Regions from separate parts of the Homo sapiens genome. Here region 1 is linked to region 2. A link is a loop called in an ENCODE intact Hi-C map of the cell type or tissue named here. Cell type or tissue: gastrocnemius medialis. All regions are shown on one strand. Each heading gives the region's core, and the rest is flanking DNA. Links, peaks and the distances in the headings are about the cores only.

Region 1 (9,063 bases), core at 422-8,421, 60 kb before region 2:
TTTTAAAAATTTTTTTGAGGCTGGGTGCAGTAGCTCACTCCTGTAATTCTAATGCTTTGGGAGGCTGAGGCAGGTGGATCGCCTAAACCCAGGAGTTCAAGACCGGCTTGGGCAACATGGTGAAACTCCATCTCTAATAAAAATCCAAAAATTAGCCAGGCTTGGTGGCATGCTGTAGGGAGCCGAAGGCCTGAGAGTTGTGACTAACACGGCATTCCACTGAAGGCTATATGATCAAACAGCAAACTGTTTATCATGAGCGCAGAATGTGAGCAAACTCGCTTCTGTGCCTGTTGCCAGAAGGTTTGCTGGGGGCAGTCACTCCCTGGCACTGTTCTCCTTGAGGAACACCTGGAGACTACTGTTCAAAGAATGAAGTCATGCAGGCCTGCATTAAGTCAAGCAGCTGACCAGAATACCCCCTTCTCCCTATCTCCTTTACTCAAAAATGCGAAGGGCTATAAAGGCTCGGGCCCTCATTCACTAGAAGCAAGGACCCCCCTGACTTCTTATTGCAAATATACTCTTTTGTCTTTGTCCTTATTCCTGCATTCGTCCTCCTTTGTCACAACTACTCAGGAGTCTGAGGTGGGAGGATCACCTGAACCCAAGGAGGTCAAACCTTCAGCAAACCATGATCATGCCACTACATTCCCGCCTGGTCAACAGAGTGAGGCTCTATCTTAAAGGAAAAAAGGAAAAAAAAAATGTTTTGACACTTGTAAACATGGCTGATGCCTACATGCATTTTATAATTTTAAAACTTCCATGTTTCACTTCCATGTGAAAACTCAGATCTTGAATGCGTTTTGTAAAGGGTGAAGTTCTTTTGCTGATAATAGTCTTGAATATGGCTGTGTGAGTGTGTGAGTGTATGGATGTCTATGAGGTAGAGTGTGTATGTGCATGCTACAAGAGTAGGCAAGTTGAGAGTTACATTGCACAGGACCTGCACTCTCTAGAACGGATCAGTGAGGCAGTATATAGGGAGGCTGTACCCTGGGAGGTCATTACATCTTATTACTAACATAAACAAAGTCTAGAAATTCAAAGTTGGATTATGAATTACAAGAGATCCAAAGTTTTCTGCCTTCTAATCTTATTTACAGTGATACATTTCTGAGTAAAGTATTATGAATTCTGTTTAATGTAGCCTCATTCAATTCAGTCAACATTCAATAGACATATATTGAGCTTCTATTAATTAAAATATAAGAAGGAAAAGAGATAAGTAACCTGTCAATTATAATAGAGTGCCACAAATTGCTAAAGATTTTTATAACTTTAAACTATATTACTTGAAATTTCCCAACATCTCACAAGGTTTGGAATTCTACCATAAGACATAGAGACATGAATTTGCGTCCTGATTTTAAGCAAATTAATGGTAGAAGTATTTAAAAAAAAACTCTGATTCCCAAGTTTACCATTAGGCAGCAGGATAAACTGGTGTCAGAATTCTTTCTATGTTCTGAAACCTGGACACAAAGATAAGCTGAGAAACAAGTGAACAAATAAACAGCAACAATAACAGTAATAAAAACTTCCACTTGCTCCCATCTTTGAAAAATGTCTCAGAAAGGAAACAAAAGCATAACCTAAATTTAAATTGTATTTATTGCTGATGTTCAGGATATTAATCAAATTTGAATCAAAATGCATTATACTTTCCGTTGTATAAAGAATGACTACAGTAATACAGCTGATTAAAAAAATTACTAGAACTTATATGATTAATTGACTGTTTACCCAACCAAATCGTGTTTTGCAAGTGTTGTTCCTGAAACCCAGATAATTTTGAAGTTGCATGTTGGAAGTCCCTCCAGGGTCTGAAGCAAATTTTTCTACAAATTTTACTTGGGGGAAGCAGTTAAAAGTGATTTTGAGTCGCATCGTTGAAGAGGTCAATAATCAAGGCAAGTATACTGTCTTCAAAGGCTGCTTCCTTGGGAAACAATAATAGTGGTGATGATGATAACAGCTTCAAAAATAATAACAGCCACTATTCACTCATATTACTGCTTCCCAGAAGCCAGGCTCTGTGCTAAACTCTTCATATACATATTTTCTCATTTAATACATTGAATAAGATCTAGGTTAGGCATTATTATCATTATACCTAGTTTGTTGCAAGTAAAACTGAATCCTAAGAAGGTCAGTGTGGCTGGACTGAGAGTATAAGGGACAAACTTGTAGAAGATAATGAAGGGTTGGGGATACAGACTTTATAGGGCATTGTAGCTCAGTGAAGAATTTGACTTTGACTCCCAGTAGAAACATAAGCTTGACTTATGTTTTTAATGAAATAACTCTGGCTGCTGGTTTGAGGACACACCGCAAGACAGCAATGACAGGAGTAGGGAGACCAGGAAGACCCTATTGGCATAATCATGTCAAGATAGTGGCTGATACCAGAATGACAGTAGTAGGGACAGTGGAAAGTGGTCACATTGTAAGCATTTTGAAAACAGAGAAAACAAAATTTGCTGATGAACTAGTTCTAGAGTTGATAGTAAATGAGGGATTAGATATGACATCAAATGTTAGGCATAAGTAACTAGAAGAATGGAGTTAGACTTAATAAACATGGAACTGTCCATAAAAGCCTGTATTTATAGGGGATGAACTCATGTGGAGCTTATTCTTGGATATGTTGAGTCTGCCAAGTCTACTAGATGTCCAAATGAAAATGTCAAGCAGACAACTGGATATACAGAACTGTAGTTCAGGGCTAAAAACATAAAACTGTGAATCATCAGTGCATGGATTATATGTATTTTTATTTTAGATGTTAAATAACCAGCCCAAGGCTCAAGTGGCAGAGTTGCCTGACTCCAAAGCTCATAACCTATTAATAAACCATCCTGCTAGTATAATCTTAATTTTTTATTTGCAAGTTTACCCACACCATTAAATAGCTTGTTTAACAAATATTTATTGGACCCTGTTATGTGCTGGACACTTTGCAAATTGTTGGAGATAGAGAGATTGGATTAAGACATATTGTGTGTGATTTCTTATTGCAAAAATTGTACAGTCGAGTTGAGAGACTGTCTCAGTCCTGAGAAAATCACAGCTTAAAGAGTCAATAAACCCCTATGGTCCCAATGACAAAGAAGGTAGCCAGGAAATGACTTTAGGCCAGCTTTTAAATTTTTGAGTTAAGATGTAAAATTAAGATAAAGCAATTGTGTTGATTGAATCATATTAATACATTCCTAGTTCTGAATTGCTTTTGGAAACTAGCCAGGTGACCATTACATTTTATGTCAACTATTTAGCATGATAGCCATTCTTGAATGAGAGCTCTAACAAATAATAATATCAATATATCAATATTTATTAGGTTAATATAAGCATTTTTATACAGGAGAAGAAAAAATATTCTTTTAGATTAATGCTGAATCTTGGCATTGAGCCAAAGTCTGTTTTCTCTCATGTCCATCTATTAGTTCTCTTCTCTGCTTTCTTTCTATTTTCCATCAGGGACACTATTAAATTCGCATTGTCTCTGGCTATCCTCTTTCTATCAAAATCTATTCCAAAGAAACAATGAAAATTTATAATAAATACTTTAATATGCATTTAAGTCTGCTCTATCCTTCTCGGGGTTGTGTGTTTAGTTTATATTGTGACATCGCTGCCCTATTGAACAATGTCTATGTGCAATTGTGTGGTGGATTTGTTATGTGCCAGCTTGGCTATGCTGAACCACATTTTCTACAATTTCACTTCTCTTTTCCTTTTGCATGGGTTAACTGCAGATTCTTGTGTGAGATTTGAAGTGTAGAGGTGAAGCAGCAGCCCTGTGGAAGCTCATACACGCCAGTTACCTACTGACCCACTTCATGGGCACAGAGCCGAGAAAGGGCGTGCAATAGTTCCTTCTTCCCTAGGATCCTCCTTCAGATTCTCTGACTCTTGTGCCAGGTGTGGGTGTTTAGCTCCAAGGGGAAGGGCCCTAGCTTCTGCAGGACACCCATGCCATCAAGGTCAAGGGAAACAAGAACTGACACAAGTCATAGTCCATCTTTCTCAGCCTAGTTAATACTTATGAGTTCCAACTGGTCATTTAGTTTTTTAAATAAGCCTTTTATTATAGAACAGTTTTAGATTTACAACATTATTGTGAAGATAGGGTTTTCATATGCCCCATACCTATTTATGCCTATTATTAACATCTTATATTAGTATGATATATTGGTTATAAGTAATAAATATTTGTACATTATATTATAAAGTTCATACTTTTTCTTTAATTTTTTTCCAGTATTTTCTTTTTGTTTTAGAGTCTCATCTAGAATTACCAAATTACACATAATAGTCCCACCTCCTTAGGCTCCTCTTGGTTGTCACAGTTTCACAGACTTCCGTTGTTTTTGATGACTTTGACAGCTTTGAAAATTACTGGTCATGTATCTTGTAGAATGTCCCTCTGTTGTGATTTGTCTGATTATCTTTCTCTTTCCTAGTTACACTGCGATAATATGTTTTTGGGAGGAAGAACACCAAAGTAAACTGCCATATTTTCATATCTTATCAAGGTACTTACTATCAATATGATTAATCACTGTTGATGCTAACTTTGATCACCTGGTTTGAGGTAGTGTTGGTCAGGTTTCCCCATTGTGAAGTAACTCTTTTTTCTTCCTCTTTCCATACAGCACTCTTTGGAAGAAAGCCCCTTACAGTCAGCTCACATTTATGAATGGGAAATTATGCTCTACCTTCTTAAGGGCAGAATATCTATTTCTATTATTCAGAATTCTTCTGCATGAGAGATTTGTCTATTCTGCCCCATTTACTTATTTCTTTTGTTCAATCATTTACTTGTGTCAATATAAACTCATGAATATTTATGTTCTTATTAGGGTTATAATCCTATACTACTTCATTTTGTTGCTTAAATTGTTCTAATATTGGCCATTAGGAGCCCTTTCAGTTGGCTCCTATCTCTCTGACATCCCTATCATAGTGGTTGGTTTGTTTTTGAGCACTTTCTTACTTTCCGGCACTACAAGATGTTGTAGGCTCATCTCATATATTTCTCATTTCACTTCTAGAATCAGCCATTTTCCCAGTAGTTTTGTTTCCTTTTATTAAAAAATGATATTAGAAACCACAATCTAGACACCCAGGTATGCTTATTGCTACAGGAGTTTCTTTACTTGTTGGCCCTCTCAGCTGTTTGGGCCAGAAGATATTTGTGTGTATACTAACCAGTGTATACAGACATATCTATAAATATTTCTATATGTAACCATCTGTATCTATGTTTAGCTAAACATGAGTCCATATTGCTGTCTCCAGGGATACAGCTTGTTCTTGCTTTTACCCGGTTTACATTCATCTTTCCTTTTCCAACTTCTTGCCCTGTGCACTTCAAGATCCAGCATTGTATTAGCAGATAACATCGTGACAAGAGACTGTTTAAGCAATTTTCACAATTTGTGTAAGGTTAAATCCCTGTAATAAAAATAAAGCCAATATATGTGTGTAAGTGTGTGTGCATGTGTAGGTATATATGTATATATTATATATAAGCATATATATTTACATGTATGTGAACATATATTTATATAAATCTATGTATATATGCATATATGTGGATGTACATACATATATATGCATATTTTATTTATATATACACCCATATATACACATATATATACATATATTAAAAATATATATATATTTTATGGTATATATACCATAGATATATATATATATATATATCTATGGTATATATGGTAAACCCAACTTGTTCACAACTTGTTCAACTTCAGGTATCTTCAGTGCAGCAAAGGCAATCGTACACCATGGGGAAATGTTGGGTATCTCAGTAAGAGGGGATTAGAAAAAGCTGTTATAGTATTTGAGCTTTGGTTGAGTAATTTTGGGGAGGTTCTAAGAAAACAGAGGTTTGCTCTAGATTGGACGTTATCAGAAAGTAGAGGTAATTTTGTGATTGAATATTTTAATAAATCTTATCTATAAGTGGGGATAAGTAGGAATAAAGCTACAAATGGCAAAACATAGAAGTCTCTCATTTAAAGAGAGAGAGGACTGTTTGCTATTTTGGGTTGCACAGTGACCTTGTCTGAGGTACGTGTTTAGTGAGATTGGTTTTGTCTAATGAGAGAACTGTGTCATATAGTTGTAAGCATCAGATCAGTCTTTAATAACATTGAGGCTTAGCTAAGGATGTCAGATCTGTCTTCAGACATCAGCATCTTTTTTGAAAATTGATATATCTATTGGTTGATCTATCTCACTCTCTATCTATCTATCTGCCTACTTACCTATCCACCCAACTGTGGCATAATAAAAATAAGAAACATATATTGGGTCTTTGCCCCTGTATCCTGTCATATAACTCCTAAAATCCTTGGGATCTCAGATGTGATAAGTGTCTTTCTGTATGCTAACAGGATGACTGGTGCCTGTGGGCTCCCGAGTAGCCTCAAGATGGGGACTGGTTGCCAGAAAAAGCACCCATATGATTAGAGGGTTAGAACTTTCAGCTCCAACTTCTGGCCTCCAAGGAGAGAGGGGCTGATGGTTGATCCAATCACCAATGGCAATGGTTTAATCAATAATGGCTACATAATAAAGTCTCCATAAAAATCCAAAACAACAGAGTTCAGAGAGCTTCCGGGTTGTAGAACACTTGGAGAACTGAGCGTGCAGCTTCCTCAGAGGGCACAGATGTTCCATGCCCCTTTTTGCATACCTTGCCTGTGGGTCTCTTCCATCTGGCTGTTCCTGGGTTGTATCCTTTTATAAGACACCACTTGTAATTATTTTAATTTACTTTATAATAAATAAATTGTTTTCCTGAGTTCTGTGAGCCATTCTAGCAAATAATTGAGCCTCAAGAGGGAGTCATGAGAACCTCTAATTTATAACCACTTTGTTAGATGCAGTGGTCACAGACTGGACTTAAAATTAGAATAAAAAGTGGAATGGTGGTTTTGTGGGATTTGACCCCTCAACTTGTGGGATCTGATGCTACCTCCAGGTAGATAGTGTTGGAATTAAGTTAAATGGTGGTATAATCATTTGGTGTCTGCTTCGTGTGTGAAAAAACAAACATTCAACTGTCCGAAGTGAGGTAATGAGAGTGGTCTAAGTATAGAAGAAAAAAACAGTTTATTTATTTGCTGTGCATTTGGTGTCAGATAAGTGGGATTTGCTAGAACAGCACTAGCTCACAGAGGCATGTGGTTTGGGAAGAGAAAGAATGAAAGGGCAGAGGATAAGGAACCTTAGATTTCTAGGTGGTCACATGGTCACCCACGGTATGGAACAGCAGCCGTGCTGTGCTCAGTTACTAAAGGTAAAAGCTACCAATGGGATGTAGAGATGGATATGACTCCCAGAAAGCTGGTTCACTGAATGTGTAAGAAAAGCAAACTAATAAGGAAAATGAAAATTAATATGAAAAAGGCAAAATATGCCATCCCTTGGTTATTGTTATTTGTAACAGTTAAAATGAAATTAAAAGAGAGTGCTAGGTAGGACCTTGATGCTAGACCAAGCTCAGATTCCAGTGCATCTGAGCTTCTGACTCTATCCTCAAAGCTGATTCCTATGGGAAAAATTATTCAAGGACAACAGAAAGTACCTCTTCGACCTCTGGTCACCAAGGAGACAGTCAAAGTGGAAGAAGGGGAAAACAAAGAATTTCCTGAAACCAGGGAATGTAATCTGAAGGAATTGTTTCATTTTCTGCATCAGTATCATCAGCTTCTTAAAGAACCTTTACTAAAACGGATGTGAGAGTAATTAATTTGGGGGCAGTATCTTTGGCTTCAAACGCTGCAAATTCAAAGAGGATGTTTGGGTTGATACAGGATCCACAGCTCACTGTGGAAAAATCAAACATAACTGTACATGATCCAGACACACAACAGATTATTTCCAAGTGAACAGCTAGCCTGGTGGACTGGATAAAGGCCACTATAAAGTCTCTTTACTTTGAGGAGGGGGACTGCCCACCTTCCTCTATAAATGCCAAATGGAATAGCCCCAGATGAAGTAACAGATATGCTTTGTGTACAAGCCATGTGAGACTGACTTTATGATAGCTGGGCTATTCACCCACTGATTATGCCTGTAACCCAGGTCCTGCTGAGTGCCATGGTTAAAGGGTCCCTGTTTACATGGGCATCCCATATAACCATATCACTCCAAAACCAAACAACAGTTCAGGAGACTTGTGGAATTTGCTGTCTTAGCTCCCCCTCATGGGTCTTACAGACGCTAATAAAAATATTAGATTAGTTAACGAGAGAATGGGGAAAAGCTAAGGTGAGTCAAGGGACTGGTCTTAGCAGGGTAGAGATGGCTAAATGATTATTAAAAAATAGATGAATACAGTAAATATTGATAGAAGCAAAAAAAAAGAGGAAAATGAGGCAGGGAGGAGTGGGGAGAGTAACAAAACTTATCCCAGCAGTGAGAAAATCTTTGGATGGTTATTAAGAAGCAGGATGAATAAAACAGACATTGATGAGGTTAAAACTATAGTTTAAATAGAACACTCCCAAAAGTTGAATGAGCCAAAGGAAGCCCTAGCTGCTCCTCCAACATTAAAGGGATTCAAATAAGTTCACACTATTTACACATGTTAGAAGAAATTTTAAAAGCTGAAAGACAAATATTACAATGAAAACTCTGGCCTGTAATCATTTTGGCCAATGGTCAGGCAGATTAATCTAAATAAAAATTAACAAAATGGCAAGAGTCTCTTGGCTTAACACTTTATTAGGGACCCAAACGCTTTGCACTGGGTGAAATGGTTAGAAGATAAGTTTCTGAGACTCCTTGATATGGGAACACAGGCACTGTGGTGTCAGAACTCATTGGTGAAACCCCGATGTGGGCTGTGATCAGATTGAAAGGACATAAAAATATAAGTGTTGAGAGGATTCTGGAAGTTGGAAAGCTTAAACAGGCTTTCTATAAAGAAGTCGTGTCTCCTTTTTCTGAATGCTTTATGGGAATGGATATGATGTCTGGCTGGGGAACACTTCCCCGATCTAGTATTGTAAAATTGAA
Region 2 (9,063 bases), core at 369-8,368:
ACATATATTTAAGTAAATATAATATAAAATATGAAATATGTTTCTTACTGTGGGCACTAATTTATACATTTGGAAAAACTGGACTATATAATAAAAAGACGCATAGTCTGATTGAAGACCCAAGGTATCTGTTCTACTATTAGTAAAATAAGAAAAGGAAAGAGACTATAACTGACACTAAATCCTTCTCTCAGATTAAAGTTTAAAAACCTTTTAGATATAGATTATTTTCTCGGAGATATTGAGGGAAGAATCTATCGTATATATTTATGAAGTTATCATAAGTATTAAAGACTGGGCTCAGGGCTTGATATTAAAGGTTTGTTTCATTAGTGAAAGTATAATGTTAATTACAGAAAATTCACATTCCGACTGAGCATGAATGAGTTTGTTTGGCTTTACCTTCAAACACAGATCAGCCTTTGTCCTAGGCATCCATCTTTTAAACCAATTCCACCAGAAAGAATCAGCAACAGTCTTAAAAATCTAGACTATTTCTATCTCTAATGCTAAGGTAAAGGCCTCCAGTGAGACAAGCAGATGGAGCATAAAAACAAGGTCGCATAAAGATAAAAATGACAAGCAAGAGCAAACATCATTCTCCCAATGGTTGAATCCATCTTTTCTGAAACTTCCCAAATCAGAGAATCAGTTATAGGTCTTAATTTATCTTACCCGGGAAAAGAGTCAGAAGGGAGAAAGTGAAGCTGGCCAAGGCTGGAGTTAGGATTAAACCTACCATCTTCAAGGCATCATACACTTTCATTTGCTTTAGGGATAGAGCATGGTGAAGCTGGGTTTGCTCCCAGGAAAGAGCACTCCCCTCAGCGGTTTCTGTTTTAAAAACTCATTGAAGGGAAATTGTCCTAAGGAACATTGCACTTCTAGAGAAACCCAGGTCTCTAACTCTTGTCCTCAATATATTTAAAATTCCAACCACAATTATTAAAATAACGGTTAATAAAATATTTTGTCCTATGACCTTTCAGATGACTCACACTTAAAAACAAATTTACTAGGAGGAACATCAACCATATATATTTTTTGTCCTTTAACCCTTAAACAGATTGACACTTTAAAAAATTAACAAGGAGCATCTCCTACTATGATGTTTTTTTCTAATTTGGAAGTGCCCCTGTGCTACAATAGTTTCATTATTTGAGTGAATTGATTACTTCCCTATATTTAGTTTGCTTTCACTGAGCTTTCTGTTACCTTCTACTGCTTCCCAGCTGAATAATTTCAAAGAGAAATTATCTTTCATAGGCAGGAAGCTAAATACTTCTATGATTTTTGGAACACTGAAATATTTCTTGAGCCACTCTCAAAGTACCTGCAGAGTAGGAATACATACATATATATTTTTTCGGGGGGAGGAAGTTTTCTTTTTCTTTTTTTTTTTAAGTATTTTTTCTTTGTACTTCTTACAGATACTTTTTGGACATATAAGTGTCTGTTGTTATTACTAAGGGCTGTTATGAAGGACTTTGAAGATCACTTAAAGACTGATATCTGCTGGAGGAGAAAGAGGATAGGAAATTATGGGGGAGTGAGTCACAAAGAGTTTGGGTCATCTCTCCTTTGAAATAAAAAAATAGAGATTTCAAACATTCAGAAAAGTATACAAAATATATATGAATAATATACTGCTGAGATATAAAATGGATTATGCCATTTTATCACATTACCTTCAGGTCTCCCATTCTCTTGTGGATTTTTTCCCCTTTGTTTATTTGTAATAATACATAAGTAAGATCCTCCCACCCATCAAACGACCCCATATTCCTTCTTCCCAGGGATAACCTCTAAAATAAGATGGATGTTCTTTCTCCCAGGCATGCAGTTTTCTTCTTTATTGGCCTCATCAATAGAAATGAGGACAAATAATATTATTTTCTACCTGATAAGATTATTGATTGTGTGAATTAAATAAATTAATATATATGAAATGCTTATAACAATGTTTTACACATATTATATGGCCAACAAATTTAGTTAGCTAGCAAGCTGTTCTTTAGCTACGTCTCCACAAACCATATATTATTCTTTAAATGTATTTTAAATTTGATTAGGTGGAATACCATGAAGCTGATGATATTTGACCTTGTTTGATCTATACACAAAAAAGGAATTTTATATAATGACTCCATTTGTATATGTATATTGCATTGCATATAACTTTTAAATACAAAATAATTTATAAGATTTATAAGATTATTCATATATCAGATCTGCATTATTAATATTCACTGCTTGACAGAATTCCATTTTGTCATCATAACAAAATGTATGTAGGTTTTCTGAACTTGAGGTTCCACTGCATTGCTTCCACATTTTCACCCTATAAACAGTGTAGTGATGGACATCATTGCATGTGCTTTCTTATGCGTGAGTGAATTCATGTAAAGTAAAACCTAAAAGTGGAATTCTTAGTTCAACAGTATGCATGTCTTTCACTTCACTGGGAATGGCCAAATTATTTGCCGATGTTTGAACTGACATACATTCTCCTTGGAATGTATTCATAGTGTGAAGCCTGCAAAAATAAGGAGACATATTATTTATTGTGCAAGTCAAAGACCTTTCAGTGGAGCCTTAAATGTGCCTCTGAAAGAGGTCATCGGGGGAGATGTTTTCAGAAGAGAAATGTAAACTCTAAGGAATAATCAAATGAAAATGCTGCAAATGAAAAACATGGTACAGAATACCTGCGATCTGGGTCCAGGTGATTTATAGCAAGTTTTTCAAGGGATGGAATTGATTGATACTGGGGAAGTTTTTGAAGGCAATACTATGCATTTTGAGTGTTCTTCATTACTTTATATAGAAACAAATTTCTGTCTGAAATCATATTCCTTCTACCTAAAGGTCTGTCTTTAATTTTTCTTGGAGAGTGGGTATCCCTCAGCATTTATCTGAGAAATACTTTATTTCTCTTTTATTTTAGAAAAATATTTTCACTAGATATAGAATTCTAAGCTGCCATTTTTATTTTGGTTCATTCAAAGTGCTAGTCCTTTGTCTTTCAGTTTGCATGGTTTCTGAGAAGCCGATTGTAATTTTTATCTCTGGTCATATTTAATGTGTATTTTTTCATGTGACTTCCTTCAAAAGTGTCTCTGTCTTTATTTAAGCAGTTTGAATATGATGCATCTATGGGTGGTAATTTCCCCCTTAGTGTTTTCTGAACCTCTTGGATTTATGTCTGTTATTAAGTTTGGAAAAAAAATAAGCTTATTTTTTCAAATGTATTCTGTTCCGTTCTTCATATATTGCAATTATGTGTATAGGAAAGAGTTGGATGATGTTCACATTCTTGGATGCTCTGTGCTGTTTTTGTTGTTGTTGTTTATTTGTGTTCTTTGCTTTTTCACTCTTTTGTCCTCTTTGTGTTTAAGTTAGATAATTTCTACTGACCTATCTTCAGGTCCCGTAAATCTTTGCTTGACTGTATCTAGACTACTGATGAGCCTCTCAGAAGAATTCTGTACTGGTTTTTTTTTTTTTCAATTTATTTCTAGTGTTTACATGTGATTTTTTTAAAAGTAGTTTTAATCTTTCTGCTGAAATCATTCATCTAATCTAGTATGTTTCCTTACTTCTTTATTATACCTTTAACATTTTAATTATAATAATTTTAAATGAGAAATTTCAACATCTGTCATATATGGGTCTGGAGTTAATTTTTTTTTGTTTCTTGATAGTATGCTTTTTTTCTTGCTTTTTTTTTTAAAACAAGGAGACATATTGTGTAGGACAGTAGAGACTGAAGTAAATATATTTTATACTTAGAGATAGACACACCTTTAGTATGGGATTTAAGTTAGTCTAAGTGGGAGTTGGGAGAAGTTTAAAGTTTTTGCTATGGTTACCTTCCTTTTAACACAGGATTTAAAATCTTCAGGAACACCTTGATTTAGGATAGGGCTGGTTTGTCAGGGATTTTGGTTTTTAATTTTTCCCCAATTGCTGCTCCGTCCTCAGGTTTAGATCTTCCCTTTACACTGTACCTCAGAAGAAAGGCTATCTCTTGCAGTTAACCTGTTATTTGATATTTGTTAGTTTTGTGGTTGAGAGTACAGAGTGTTCTCTGTGGTTCTGATTAAGCCTCTGTCTTTGGCATCATATCCTAGGTTTCAAGAGTGTTCCCTTCTCAGTACTACCACTTCTATCCTGGTATATTTCTGACACCAGTAAATATCCCCGCCCCTTTGCTAGGGTAAAAAGCTTTTTTCCCCCTGTTCCCTTCTCCTGGCTGCAATAGATCTTCACCAGTACCCTAATCATGGCTATGTTTGTTGCCATGCCCTCTCCTCTCACATATTAAGGTTTTTGTTTCATAGGAGATTTAGATTAGAAGAGCCAATGTAGGAGAGTTTTGTGACTTCCTGCAGCGGTTGCTGTTCCCTTCCCTAAAGCCTGCACCATTAAAAAGACTTTTCTAATGATTTAAGTCAGTTGGGTTAATGGAAAGATTCCCACAAGAGTGTGTAGAATGCCTCTATGTTTGCAGCCTCTAGAGGTGTCACCCTCCCTTGTTAATGTGCACTCAGACTCCACTGATACACCAATCAACCTTACTGAACTATCTTTCCAGTTCCTGTGTCCTGAACAATTAAGCCACAACTTACAGCTCATACTTCTTTCAGGCACTTGTCTCTTCTCCAGTTTTAGGCCATTTCACTGTTCTACTACGTCAGCTCTCTGCTGAGTTTAAGAAAAATAATAAACTTATTGTTTGCTGACATCTTTTGTCATTGTTGTATGTTATGGAATAACATTCTTCACAGTTCTCTATATCACTGAGTAAAATATGTGCCAATGCGTATATTCCCAAGGAAGAAATTTGGTTGTTGAACATTTAGGTCATAAAGAAGTCTGGCAATTTCAGAAAGGTTGGGAATTCATTGCCTGCAGTAGCTAATGAGAGTAGAAATTATTTAAATTTTCTCCTAGTGTCTGGCTTCTGAAAGTTTTGTATGGTTTTTAGCCTATCAAAAGTAAGCAATGTATTACCTTCTGTCATATATTACGTCTTAGTTAATACACATTTATTGATAAAATTGCAATTTATTTTAGAAAATATTTATATTCTTTTCGAGCTAAAATGGTATGTGGATAGAACTTGATCTTTAAATTCAGGTCTTCTTTAGTACATGGCCAAAGGTCATCCAGGTATGGAAATACAATGGAATCTAAAGGAATTGTAAAGTCATTAAAACCCTGGTAAATAACTTGTGAAAAGAAGGAAACTTACTAAATTCTGAAGTATAGATGCCTATTTATATTGTTGACCTTGTCAGGCAAAGGCAGAGGTAGGAAGTTTTTTGATCTAAAGGGACAACAAAGAAAGCAGGACCCAAATCCAGAACTGTAAATTATATAGCCTCATGACACTAAATATAAAATGATTTGTTGTGGATACCATGGGGAATAACTATTTTATTTATACTTATATAAAGTTATACACACACACACATATATATACACACATATATATATATGTTGGGGGAAATTTTGTTAACTAGTATTCTCAAAATAATATATATTCTTGTCTGTTGGGTTCCTCTTGACTTGGAGGATAGAAGTATTAGAATGGCTGGCACAGGTATAACGTGTCTTTTATTGATTTAGTCTTTTCTTTGTCGCAGCTTTAGAGGGTGTTGTCAAAGCTTTGGTAGAGGTCTGGATGGGTCTATCTGAACCTTCATAGGCTTAGTCACTAGAATTCTGTTGGTATTAGTAGACATTTTAGTTCATAGAGATTCCAGTTGTTTGTGAAGATCTTCAATTTAGTTTGGATTTTGACATAAGAATATCAGTAAGTCAATATCCGAGTTAGCTATGACTTTATTATAAATAGGGGGGGTCCCTGAAGAACTTCAATGAAGAGACTATCGGGAAAATATTGAGTCTGGCCATTCGATTTGCACAGTATACCCATCTCTATAAAGTTAGCAGCTGTGTTATCACAAAAAGGGTAAGAATATTATCAGTTAGACATATGTGTGTGAGTGTCTGAGGATTATTAGAGATGTCCATGATCTGATTAATTTATTGACTTTGAATCAGAAGTTGACTAGCAATGTAAAGTTTTTCAGCCAGTATTTGTGTAAATCAAAAATACGTGGGGTAGAGCAAGATGCCCAAATAGATGCCTTCACTGATTGTACCCCCAAAAGGAACACCAGTTCAACAAGTATGTTCACACAGAAAGCACCTTCATAAGAACCAAAAATTAGGTAAGCAATCACATTACCTGGTTTTAACTTTGCATCACTGAAAGGCACTAAAGAGGGTAAGAAAGACAGTCTTGAATTGCTGACACTGCCCCTCCCCGACCCCCTGGCAGTTTCTGCATGGCACAGGGAATCTGTGCACATGCAGGAGAGAGAATGCAACATTTTGAGACCCAGCATTGAACTCAGTACTGCCCTATCACAGTGGGAAGCAAAACTGGACTGAACTCAACTTACCACCACCCACCAAAAGGGAGCATTTGGAAAAGCCCTAGCCAGTGATCATCCCAAAGGTCAGAAATTACGTGTCAGCAAGCCTCACCACCGTGAGCTAAAGTGCTCTGGAGCCTTAAATAAACTTAAAAGGCAGTCTAGGCCACAAGGACTCCAATTCCTAACACTCCTACTGCTGTGCTGGGCTTAGAGCCAGTGGACATAGAACACCAGCTGGGGTGGCTAAGCAAGAACTTGCACCACCCCTCCCTCAACACCAGGAAGCACAACTTGGAGTAATGAAAGTGTCTCCTTTCTTCTACTTGAGGAAAGGGAAATCTTTCTTCCAAAAGAAGACTTTGTCTTGCATCTTGTATATCATCTCAGCCACAGTAGGATAGGGCACAGGGCAGAGCTGTGAGGCCCTAGCTCTTGGACAACATGTCCTTGAGCTCCTGCCTTGAAGAGGAGGAGTCAGTCCTGGCAGAATTTATCACCTGCTCACTAAAGAGCCCTTGGGCCTCAAGAACCAAGCAGGAATACCCAGATGGTAAACCGTGGGCCTTCAGTGAGACTCTGAGGTGTGATGACTTCAGGCACCAGTTCAGCCACAGTAGGGTAGAGCACCAAGTGGACTCTTGGGGTTCCTAGTTCCAGGCTGTGGCTCTTGGATAGTATTCCCGGACTGGCTTTGGACCAGCGGGGAGCCTACTGCCCTGAAGGGTGTGTCCCAGTTCTAGCAGCAGTCACCATAAACTGCCTGATGAGCCCTTGGACATTAGGTGTACATTAGAGGTAGCCGAGCAGTAACCATGGTGGGTCTGTGGTGGTGGCCATGGAGAGAGGCTTGCTGCCTGTGGAAAAGAGAGAAGAGAGTGGGAAGGAACTTGTCTCATGTTTTGAGTGACAGCTTAGCTATAATAGAATAGAACACCAAGTAGATTTCTAAAGTTTTGACTCTAGTCCCTGGCTCCCAGATGACATCTCTGGACTCACCTGGGGCCTGGAGGAACTAGCTACCTTGAAGGGAAGGATACAAGTCCGTCTGGCTTCCCCACCTGCTGATTGCAGAGCCCTAGGGCCTTGAGAAAATATAGGCAGTAGCCAGGGAGTGAGTATAGCAGGACTTGAGCAATATCCAGTTCTGTGCTGGCTTCAAGTCTGACCCAGCAATGTCCGAGTGGAAGTGGCCACAGGGTTGCTTGTGTTCTCCCTCCCCCAGCTCCAGGTGGCTCAGCACAGAGAGAGACAAACTCTGTTTGACTGGGAGTAGGTGAGGGAAGAGAACAAGATTGTCTGCCTGTTAATACAGATAATTTATTTGTATTTTGTCCAAGACCACCGAAGTGGTACATCTACTAGTCTGCAAGAACTGTAGGGTTACTGGGTTTGGGTAGCCCCCTAATGCAGATATGGCTTATATCACAATGCCCAAGTCCCTTCTAATACCCGGAAACCTTTCCCAAGGAATATGGGTAGAAACAAGCCCAGACTGCAAAGGCTACAATAAATATTTAACTATTCAATGCTCAGACACCAGCAAACATCCACAAGCCTCAGTAACATCCAAGAAAACATGACCTCACCAAATGAACCAAATAAGGCACCAGAGACCAATCTTGGAGAAAAAGAAATATATGATCTTTCAGACAGGGAATTCAAAATAGTTGTTTCGATGAAACTCAAAATAATTCAAAATAACACAGAGAAGCATTTCAGAATTGTATCAGCTAAATCCAACGAGGAGATTAAAATAATTAAAAAGAATCAATCAGAAATTCTGTGGTTGAAAAATGCAATCGACATACTGAAGAATACATAGAAGTTTCTTTTTTTTATTATACTTTAAATTCTGGGGTGCATGTGCACAACGTGCAGATTTGTTACATAGGTATACATGTGCCATGTTGCGCACCCATCAACTCATCATTTACATTAGGTATTTCTCCTAATATTATCCCTCCCCCAGCCCCCCACACCCTGACAGGCCCCGGTGTGTGACGTTCCCCTCCCTGTGTCTTAATAGCAGAATTGATGAAGTAGACAAAATAGATTTCAAGACCAAAACTATAAAAAGGGAGACAAAGAGTACTATTATATAATGACAAAGGTGTCAGTTCAGCAGGAGAATATAGCAATTGTAAATATATATGAACCCCAAACTGAAGCAACCAGATATATAAAGCAAATAGTATTAAAACTAAAGAAAAGTTAGACTCCAATAAAATAATAGCTGGAGACTTCAATATCTTACTCTTAGCATTGGAAATATCATCTAGACTGAAAATCAAGAAAGAAACATTGGACGTAATCTGCACTATAGATATAATGGAACTAACAAGTCTTTACAGAACATTTCATCCAACAGCTAGCTGCAGAATACACATTCTTTCCTCAGCACATGAATCATTCTCAAGGATACACCATATGTTAGGTCAGAAAACAAGTCTTAAAACATTCAAAAAATGTGAAATAATATCAAGCATCTTCTCTGACCACAATAGAGCAAAACTAGAAATCAACAGCAAGAGGAATTTTGGAAACTATACAAACATGAAAATTAAACAGTATGCTCCAGAATGACCAGTGGCTAATGAAGACAATAAAAATA

Evidence for each region. Hi-C counts contacts between places; a loop is a spot of excess contacts. Peaks named below come from ENCODE experiments on the same cell type or tissue, not always from the same donor. Only the 100,000 strongest peaks of a DNase experiment are listed, where the experiment ranks them.
Region 1: it touches region 2 in a loop (2.2-fold over the local background); 5 of 110 quality-filtered maps call a loop at or near these places.

Annotation. Positions count from the first base shown.
Region 1 is chr17:53,990,691-53,999,753 of GRCh38, reverse strand. No RefSeq gene overlaps it. Among named protein-coding and RNA genes, the nearest start is that of KIF2B, 170 kb to the right of the region's middle. In gastrocnemius medialis, for the core only: no CTCF peak of the experiment used is centred there; no DNase peak of the experiment used is centred there; H3K27ac peaks cover 1,656 bases.
Region 2 is chr17:53,930,192-53,939,254 of GRCh38, reverse strand. No RefSeq gene overlaps it. Among named protein-coding and RNA genes, the nearest start is that of KIF2B, 110 kb to the right of the region's middle. In gastrocnemius medialis, for the core only: no CTCF peak of the experiment used is centred there; no DNase peak of the experiment used is centred there; H3K4me3 peaks cover 722 bases; H3K27ac peaks cover 2,877 bases.